2 separate regions of the Homo sapiens genome follow, and region 1 is linked to region 2. The links are chromatin loops, found by intact Hi-C in ENCODE. Cell type or tissue: OCI-LY7. All regions are shown on one strand. Each heading gives the region's core, and the rest is flanking DNA. Links, peaks and the distances in the headings are about the cores only. Region 1 overlaps CLIC5 (chloride intracellular channel 5). Region 2 has its middle 220 kb from the start of MIR4642.

Region 1 (4,392 bases), core at 222-4,221, 1.3 Mb after region 2:
CCAGATTCTTAGACCACATGAAGTCAGAAATGGCAGCAAGGTTTTAGAAGATGGGAAGGGGACTTTCTATCAGGTCTGATGGGACGCTCTCTGCTGTGCCTGGGCCCTCTGGCTATGTTTGCATGTCACTGGTTTCATCAAGGAAGAAACAGAGAATCTGGGTCGAGTATGTCGGGGAGCCATGGCTTCTGATAACAAACACAGTAGCAGAGCAGCACATTCACTCTGCCATAAGAGATTTGGGTTTGAATCCTCAGTTATGCTTGTTCACAGGTTCACATCATCTAGTGTCTGGTGCAGAGTGAGACTTGATTAAAGTTAACTGCTATTATTATTATTACAGCTATAGAACTTGGGTTTATGAGAGGATGAAGGGGAAGAAGACACCGAGAGAAAGATGAGAGAAGAGATAGCTCAAGGCAGAAATTCAGTGTCTGAAGTGAAGTTTATCTGAACATCCTAGCATGTTCCAGGTCCAAGGAGAATCCTGGAGAGCTTGCAGGATGAAGCTTGCTCTTGACTTTCCTAACATGTTAGGGATCTAAAGTTGCCTGGAAGCATCTCTTTGGGTTTGGCTTTGCTCTCTCCAGGCCACATGGGTGTGTCACATTTTCTTAGTTTGACAGTTTAGAGAGTTCATGTCCACCTTTGGCACTGAACCAAGAACACTGGACTTGGCCTCATAGCCAGAGAGGAGGATGTTGTCAAATTGGCCCTGGGTGTGAACAACCCAGGGGCTCACATGGGGGAGGCAATTCCCAGGCCTCCGTTTCTAGGCACTGCTAAAAACAGGAAAGGCAGAAAGACAAACAGCGGTTTATGAGAAAGCAAAATGCAATGGCAACTTCAACAGATTCCCCACTGTTCCCTCGTGTGGCGTCAGCTGGGCTACAGAGAGTGTGCAGCACGTGGTGCCATGGGTATTATTTGTTTGTTCTAGAAAGAATTTCAGCCTCAGAGGGGAGGATGAATTAAATGACAAGCTCCTATAGTTCTTTCCAGTAAGAAGCCAGTAAATGATTCTTTATTTGAAAGATAGCGTTTAAGTCTTACAATTATGGTGGGTTGGGATATAGGACACTGTTGGTTGCCCACCCTCCTCTGTGGTGGGGAGAATGGGGTGTTTTCTGATGTATTTCCAAGGAATTCAGAAACTTTCTTAAGGAAGACACAGATTCTCCACATAGCTGCTTCCCCAAGCTCTATAGGGGATTCTTATAAAGAAGCATCTTTTTATTTAATACAGCTCCACAAATCACCCTTATATTTGGCGTATGTTCAGAAGTATTAGTACAACAACAAAATGCATATTTTTTTTAAAGGCAAGAGACTTTGGCCAGTATTTGGCTATGTTTAAAACACCAGCATGGTAAACATTTAGGACAACTTTAGCATGCCTTTAGTATAATATTTTCTTAAAGTATGAAGGGAGGTAGGGACTCCAGATCCAAATAATTTTCTAAACCTCTTAAAAGCCACAGTAGATTTGAAGAGAAAGATTATCACTTAGGTCTTCGAATTAAGTTTCCTTTTGTGTACTCATCTGTAGCATGTAAGCTGCCTGAATGTTTATTTATCAACAGGAGAAGGGAGGAAGAGAGAGAGAGAGAAAGAGAGAGAGATAGAGAGAGAGAGAGAGAGAGAGACTGACTGAATGTGGGAGGAAGCTGCAGAGCTAGCGAGCTCAGGAGTGATCAGGGGAGAAGTTCTGGTTAGGGAACCCGGCCCAGACTTTAGCCATGGGGCAGTGGCGACACCTTCTGGCTTATCCCTGAGCAAACAAACAAACAAACAAAAAACTCCCCAAAAACCTATTGTGTATTTTCCACAGAGAACATGTACGTGTGTTTTCTATTAGACTTTCCAGAAACTCATAAATGATTGTAGAACCCATCGTGCTAATAGAAAGTACGGCATAAATGCTGACGGAAGCTATTAATGCTGATTGTAGTTTATGTGGCCAAATGAATCAGGCTGAAATCTGTGAGTTTTTTTATGGTTACTTTATAACAGGTTATTTTTAAGTATCAGGCCATAGATTAGGTTTAATGCGGATGCTCACACACTTAGAATGAGCTGGTTAAGAGAGATTCTAACTTTATCAGTCATCCGTTCCAGCGTTTAGACCTAGAGATTTTTCTCAATTCTCCCTCCCCCAAAACACTTAGGCTGAAGTACATTCACCACATTTTGTCTTGTTTCATCCTCAAATAGCCACATCTTTTACATAAGAGCCATTCACAAACTTAAAAACTGCCTCTGTGCCACTGCAATGCTAGACTGAAATAATTACTGGATTTGGTGATTCTGTGAATATCCTACAAATTCTCTTCCAGTTGCCCATTCTTTTATTTGTTAAACAGGCATCTATTCGGTGCCCACTGTGGGCCAACTTTGTGCCCCTTTCCCCACATGGATTGCTGGGTGAGGACCCTGATGGGGAAGGTGGGAAGTGTTGAGTATATTTAAGGAAATACACATGGTAGTCATTCATTGAGTATTCATCGGATCGTGAACTGATTTGATCACCATTTCCTAAATGACACACTCTTGTTTAATTCAGCACTACATACATATTAAATAGTGGATTATATTAAATGTTAATATACGCAAGTCAAGAGCACAGATCATGGGACCAGCTGCCTGGGCTGGGGTCCTGACCCTGACACATACTAGCTTGGGCAGGTTGCTTAACCGGTGCTTGTTTCCTTCTCTGCAAAGTGGAGATCATAACATGGCATACCTTAGAGGGTTGCTGGGAGCAATAATTGAGTCATCACCTGCAGAGGGCTTAGTACAGTGCCCGGCATGCTGTAAGCAGTTGTTATGTACAATGTGTATGTGCAACGCATGATGATGCTGATGTATGAGAAACAAAGCATACAAAAAAAGCAACAAAAAATTCTTAGAGCTGCAAGAAAAAAGTGGCTCTTGCCTCTGGCTCTGCTCAGTAAACATCGTGCTTGACTCATCCTCTGCCCTGAAATGCTGACATGAACAGGGATATTCAGCTGTTCCTTTCATTCTGACTCTACAGCCAGAACCACAGTCCCCCAGCCGAAAGCCTTCATCATAACAGATGTGAAATGGGGCAACCTTAAAGGTTGGGGGTGACTGATACTTACACAGAATTCCCCAGATATGCTACAAGTACACCTGGACCTCCCTCCCCCTTGCTCAGAGCAGTTCCCTGGATACCCTAATGTGCCCCAGCAAAAATTACAGTTTGTGGGGAGAAGCTACCCATTGGATGTTTGAGTTGCACAGCTTTTACTACATGAGTCTTGCATCTCCTAAAGTTTGAAGTGTGTAGCAAATTAAATGTGCAATTTTATACTTCTGTTTCCTGAAATCTAGTAGGGGGTAAATGACTCAGATTTTTCCAGCACCAAAGGAGAATTTAAAATAGTGTGTCCTTTTTGGCAATGGCTAGGACAGGTATTTTCACCAGAGAGAGAAAAAATATCACCTTAACTTGAAAGTGAATATATAAGAATTGAATATACAAGAATTCAGTCTCCTTTTATTTGTTACTAGTAGAAGACAGAGCCCATATATATATATATTTTCAGGGTAGCAATGTGCCCTATCAAAAATACTCATCTTCCTAGATTCCCAGAATTTCAGCTACAGAAGGCCAAATAACCAAGTTCTGGCTAAAGAGATATCGGTAGAAATTAATCAATGGGCTTCTGGGAAAGATAAGATAGATGCGGCTGGCATTGTCTGGAATGCGGATGTGATGTTTGGGGGTGGAGCAACCATCCTGTGAAACAAGAATGAAAGTCACACACGAAAGATGGAGAATTAGGAGCTCTAAGCAGCAGCTCAATTCTCGACTTCTTTCAGCAACTACATTTGCCTGGAACTCTCTACTCTCTGGACTTCTTGTCATGTGAGAAAAGCAAATTCCTCTTAAGAAGTAAACATTTATCAAGAGTGCTTAGAACAGGGCATGGTTCATAGTAAAATGCTATATAGGTTTTGCTAATAAAATACATGTTTGCTTTAGCCACTGTAGTCAGGCTTCTATTACAAACAGCCAAACACAACATTTGCCAATATACATAGGTATTGCCAACATGCCAACATGTCATTATTCCGCTTTTTTTTTTTTTTTTTGAGATAGAGTCTCGCTCTGTCACCCAGGCTGGAATGCAATGGTGCGATCTCAGCTCACTGCAAACTCCATCTCCCTGGCTCAAGCAATTCTTCTGCCTCAGCCTCCCAAGTAGCTGGGACTACAGGCGCGTGCCACCACGCCTGGCTAATTTTTGTATTTTTAGTAGAGACTGGGTTTCACCATATTGGCCAGGCTGGTCTTGAACTCCTGACCTCGTGATCCGCCTGCCCTGGCCTCCCAAAGTGCTGAGATTACAGGCATGAGCCGTC
Region 2 (4,392 bases), core at 228-4,227:
CCCACACAGTTGTTATGATGGGGTTTTTTTTTTGTAAATGTCTTCAAAATCTCAGTTCAGGTTCAGGGCTCAGCTCACCTGCCATCCAGGCTGGTTCTCTCAGTTCACTCAAGCCTATGTCATGCTGTGGCCACCTGGATGTGAGTATTCAACCAGGACTGGTCCCATCCCTGTTCCTTCTGCTACCGGGGCCATCTGAGCTGCTCCTCACCCGGAGACAGAATGGATGCAGTGCCTCTCTGCACCCCCAGCCCCACCCCCAGCTCAGCCCGACACAATAACAAACAGCCCTGTGAAAAGCACTTACATTTATGAACTGTTTATAAATTTACCGACATTGATTTATGACTCTTGGCTAGACCTGATGTGAGTCTCTTTAGGGGTATTTCTTCCTTTCTTTCTTTCTCTCTTTGAATTTTTTTTTTAAGTGTTAATGTTACGGTTCACATTCTTAATATAGCCACACGCCAGGAACTATCCGGAAGACAGCTGGGAGCCCGACCAATGACCCATGGGCAGGAACCTAGACTTGATTTATGCCGGGGCTGTGGCTGGTGGAGAAAGCTGTTTCTGGTTGGTTCGGGGACAGGCTGTTCTTTCAGAAGAAGACCCCTAAGAGAATGCCTCAGCTCTGAGGGGCAGTTGCAAGAAGCAGGAAGAGGGCAAACTGGATTTGGAACTGTGTGAACCTCACTGCTTCCTAGATATGTGACTTGAGACACCCTGAGCCCCAGTTTCCTCATCTAGGTAATAGGGATAATAAAACTGACCCTGAGTGGCAGCTACAAGAGTTAATGGGGCCCTATTGGTAAAATACTTAAATGTGGCTTCCCCATAGTAGGTGCTCAGTAAATGATGATGAGGACTTTCCAAAGCTTGATCAACAGTGATTATTTATTAGCCAGTTTTGTATACAGTTTGGAATGGAAATGTGCCACTAGCCTCTTCAATGAAGTTATAGTCAGGCTCCCCACACAGAGCCCAGACTCCCTTTCTCAGCCATGAAAAACGCTGGAGGGGCCTGGAGGAAAGTATGAATGAAGAGCTCCTCCCTGCCGCTGCTCTGCCTGTCACTGCACACACGAAGAAAATTGGTATCACTCTGGCCAGGTGCGGTGGCTCACACCTATAATCCTAGCACTTTCAGAGGCCGAGGCGGACAGGATTACTTGAGCGCAGGAGTTCGAGACCAGCCTGGGCAACATGGTGAACCCCTGGTGGCATGCACCTGTGGGAGGATGACGCAGGAGAAGCACTTGAGCCTGGGAGGCAGAGGTTGTCGTGAGCCGAGACTGCACCACTGCACTCCAGCCTGGGTGACACAGCAAGATCCTGCCTCAAAAAAAAAAAAAAAAAAAAAAAAAAAAAAAAAAAAAAGAAAGAAAGAAAAAGAAGAAGAAGAAAAAAGAAAGAAAGTAAGGGAAGGAAGGAAGGGAGGGAGGGATGGAAGGAAGGAAGGAAGAAAGAAAAACAAAGGAAGAGGAAGGAAGAAAAAATTAGTATTACTCTCATTGTGTCACTAACTTTAATTACTACCTATATTATTATCTATGACTGTCTTTGCTAAGGAAAGAAGGAACTAACATTTATTGAACACCTTCAGTTGTCAAGAACTTGGCAGGACTTATTTTAAGTCTCATATAACCCTCTGAAGTGGGTGTTGTTATTCCTATTTTACAGATAAAGAAACTGAAATTCAGAGAGATTAAAGTAATTTTCCCATGATCCCACAGCTGGTAAGTGGCTGAGATAAGACAGAAACCCAGCCTCACTCCTAAACAACCCATTTCCCCCAAAACTCTTATCTACCTTATCTACCTACCTACCTACCTAAAAAAACAAAACAAACCCCTGAAATCCTGACTGAGGGCCTGAGAACCTCATGGTGAGGTGTGAAAACCCGTGCAGAGCACAGCATGTCCTGTGACATGAATATCAAGGAATGTCCCCAGGCAACCCGTGCCTGCTCAGCCGCTGTAATTGAGACAGACCCCACCTCTTGCGACAGAGCCTTTCTGGGTCTAAAAGAAGCAGGAACAACAAAGAAGCAAACAACTGGGGCTCGAGTCTACCCGCAGGGACGCCCGCAGACACCAGGTGGCGCCCGAGTCTGGCCGAACGCTGAGCTCCCCTCGGTCTGATTTCTGAGGGGGCACAGCGTCCACCGACTGTCAAATAGAGTGGGTGGAGGTGATGGCCAGCCAAAGAGAGGTGTCCTAGCTATGGTTGGGTGGCCTGTGGGGGAGATGCTACGTGAGGGTGCCCTATCCAAACACTGAGCACCGAGGGGTGATCCTGATGTCCACCACAGTGACCCGGGGAGGAGTTGTGAGCTCATGGTCCCAGGGTCCTGCCATGCAGGCACCAGGGACAGAAGACGGAAGTGGGGGTTCCTTCAGTTCCTCCAAGAGAGCCGTTTTCCATTCCCCGGCAGAGGCCACCTCAGCCCCTCCGCAGCTCTGTGCTTGGCCTGGGTGGACCCCGACCAGTGGATGTGGTTGAGCAGGAGGAGTCCTTAGACCCCAGCTTCTGGTCACAGGGGAAAGGAGTCTCCCGCGTTGGGGATCCCCATCCCCCTGGAAGCCAGGCCCTTCTGTCCAGGGCCCTGTGCCTTCTCTTACTGTGGACTGAGCCTCCACTCTTGGTTTCCACTTGGTAGAATGTCTGGATGAAAACAATCACACTTGGATTCCAGGTGACACAGACATGCCCAAAACCCTGGTGACATAGCTCAAGCAGAAAAAGGGACGACTTGATGTAGCAGTCTCCTACCTTTGTCTGCCCCACCTCCTAATTACCGGGACCATCTCAGTCTTTCCAGGACTTGCCAATTTCATACATCCCAGTTTTTCTTATAAGTCATTGAAAATAGTCTGGAAAGCCCAATATTCAATGTGGCATCTCCCAAACAGCTTCTCTCAGCCAGAAGTGGGACAGAACTCTAAAAGTGCTGGGGTTTGGTTTACATACTAAGGTCACCCATGGCCTATCCTATATTCCTAAGGTGAGGCTGTTGGAAGGGGAGAGGCTCCTTCTACCCACGCAGAGCAACATGGAAAGGCAGCCACCTGCCCCCTCAGCTTGCAGCCTGGAGGCCTTTGCGTTCCTCTCCATTTATATGTCCTGGATTCCAGAGCCAAAATCTTCTACGCCCATAGACAGAGAGTAGGTTCATTCAGAGGCTCATTAATTACATGGCTAAGAGAAGGAAGGGGAAGAAAAGACTCATGAAAATGTTCATTTAAACTTAATTGCTGCCCATGCTCTTGCTAATTGAAGTAGCTCCGTTGCATTTCACTTATGTACCTGAGTGTATTTAAAATGGGATATTGCACAGTATAAACTAAGCCACATCACAAACTAACGATCTGGAAAATCTCAGTTAAATAAACAAAGCTGGCTTTAAGTTACACAGGAGAAACATGTAGTCTCCCGTGCGTACACACACACACACACACACACACAGACACACATACAGCCAAAGCACCAGGATCTCAGACCTTCGGTTCATATCTTCTCCTTCATAGTTCAAATTAAACACAGTCTTAGTCTCTTGCTCTCTCTTTTCCTCTCTCTTTCCCTTATTAAATTTATTTTTAACAGTACCTTAAAAAAATAAACTCACCCCTCTGTGCCACTCCTATGCCAGGTGCAGCCAGGGGCAAATTTTTACAGCTGAATTACATGACCTGAAAAATACGGAGCACATAATGAGAACATTGAGAGACCCCATCTCTAGCACCGGGCCAGTGCTGGTGTAATAACATTCCTGGAGAGAGCAGTAGCCGGGGCAGCTGTGGAGTCAGGCTGAAGCCCTTACTCAGCATGAGGAATTATATATATCTTGGAACTCTTTCCTGAACCTAAACATTATTGCTGAGAAAGGGATAACAGTGTGAGTGGCCATCGCTCGCCAGCCAGGGCTCACACACTGCTTCGAATGTGAGTTTCCTCCCAAGGCTGAGGGGAAACGTTCCAGACCCAACTTTGCCTAGGGCAGGGATGAGGATGGGGCTGAAGGCCTGGGAAGTCTTTGACTCTGGAGTGGTGTTGACATGGCAGTCGGATAAAGCTTGGCACTCCACAAGCCCAGGCTCCGTCGCCCAAGGACCTCTAGGAGGTGTTGTGGGCTGCTTAAAAGTCTAAGTCTACTTCCCTGTAACAGCTCCCTGGGCATTATCCTGGAACTCCCCAGTTATCTGGACTCAGACCAGAGCCCCTCAACCTCAGCTGTCTGCAGCCATGGCAAGAGTGAGGGAGGGCAAAGCTGTTGAGCTACAGGAATCACAGCAACAAAGATGGCTCTTAGGCTGGGCACAGTGGCTCATGCCTGTGATCCCGGCACTCTGGGAGGCCAAGGCAGGTGATTGCTTGAGCTCAGGGGTTTGAGAC

What was found. Hi-C counts contacts between places; a loop is a spot of excess contacts. Peaks named below come from ENCODE experiments on the same cell type or tissue, not always from the same donor. Only the 100,000 strongest peaks of a DNase experiment are listed, where the experiment ranks them.
Region 1: it touches region 2 in a loop (11-fold over the local background); 71 of 110 quality-filtered maps call a loop at or near these places.

The regions. Positions count from the first base shown.
Region 1 is chr6:45,921,213-45,925,604 of GRCh38, forward strand. All of the region lies in intron 4 of CLIC5 (chloride intracellular channel 5), which reads right to left. Among named protein-coding and RNA genes, the nearest start is that of CLIC5, 92 kb to the right of the region's middle. RefSeq lists an enhancer at 3,094-3,243. In OCI-LY7, for the core only: CTCF peaks have their summits at 1,780 (motif pointing left) and 1,982; a DNase peak (open chromatin) is centred at 1,729.
Region 2 is chr6:44,653,593-44,657,984 of GRCh38, forward strand. No RefSeq gene overlaps it. Among named protein-coding and RNA genes, the nearest start is that of MIR4642, 220 kb to the left of the region's middle. In OCI-LY7, for the core only: CTCF peaks have their summits at 2,092 (motif pointing right) and 2,299; a DNase peak (open chromatin) is centred at 2,079.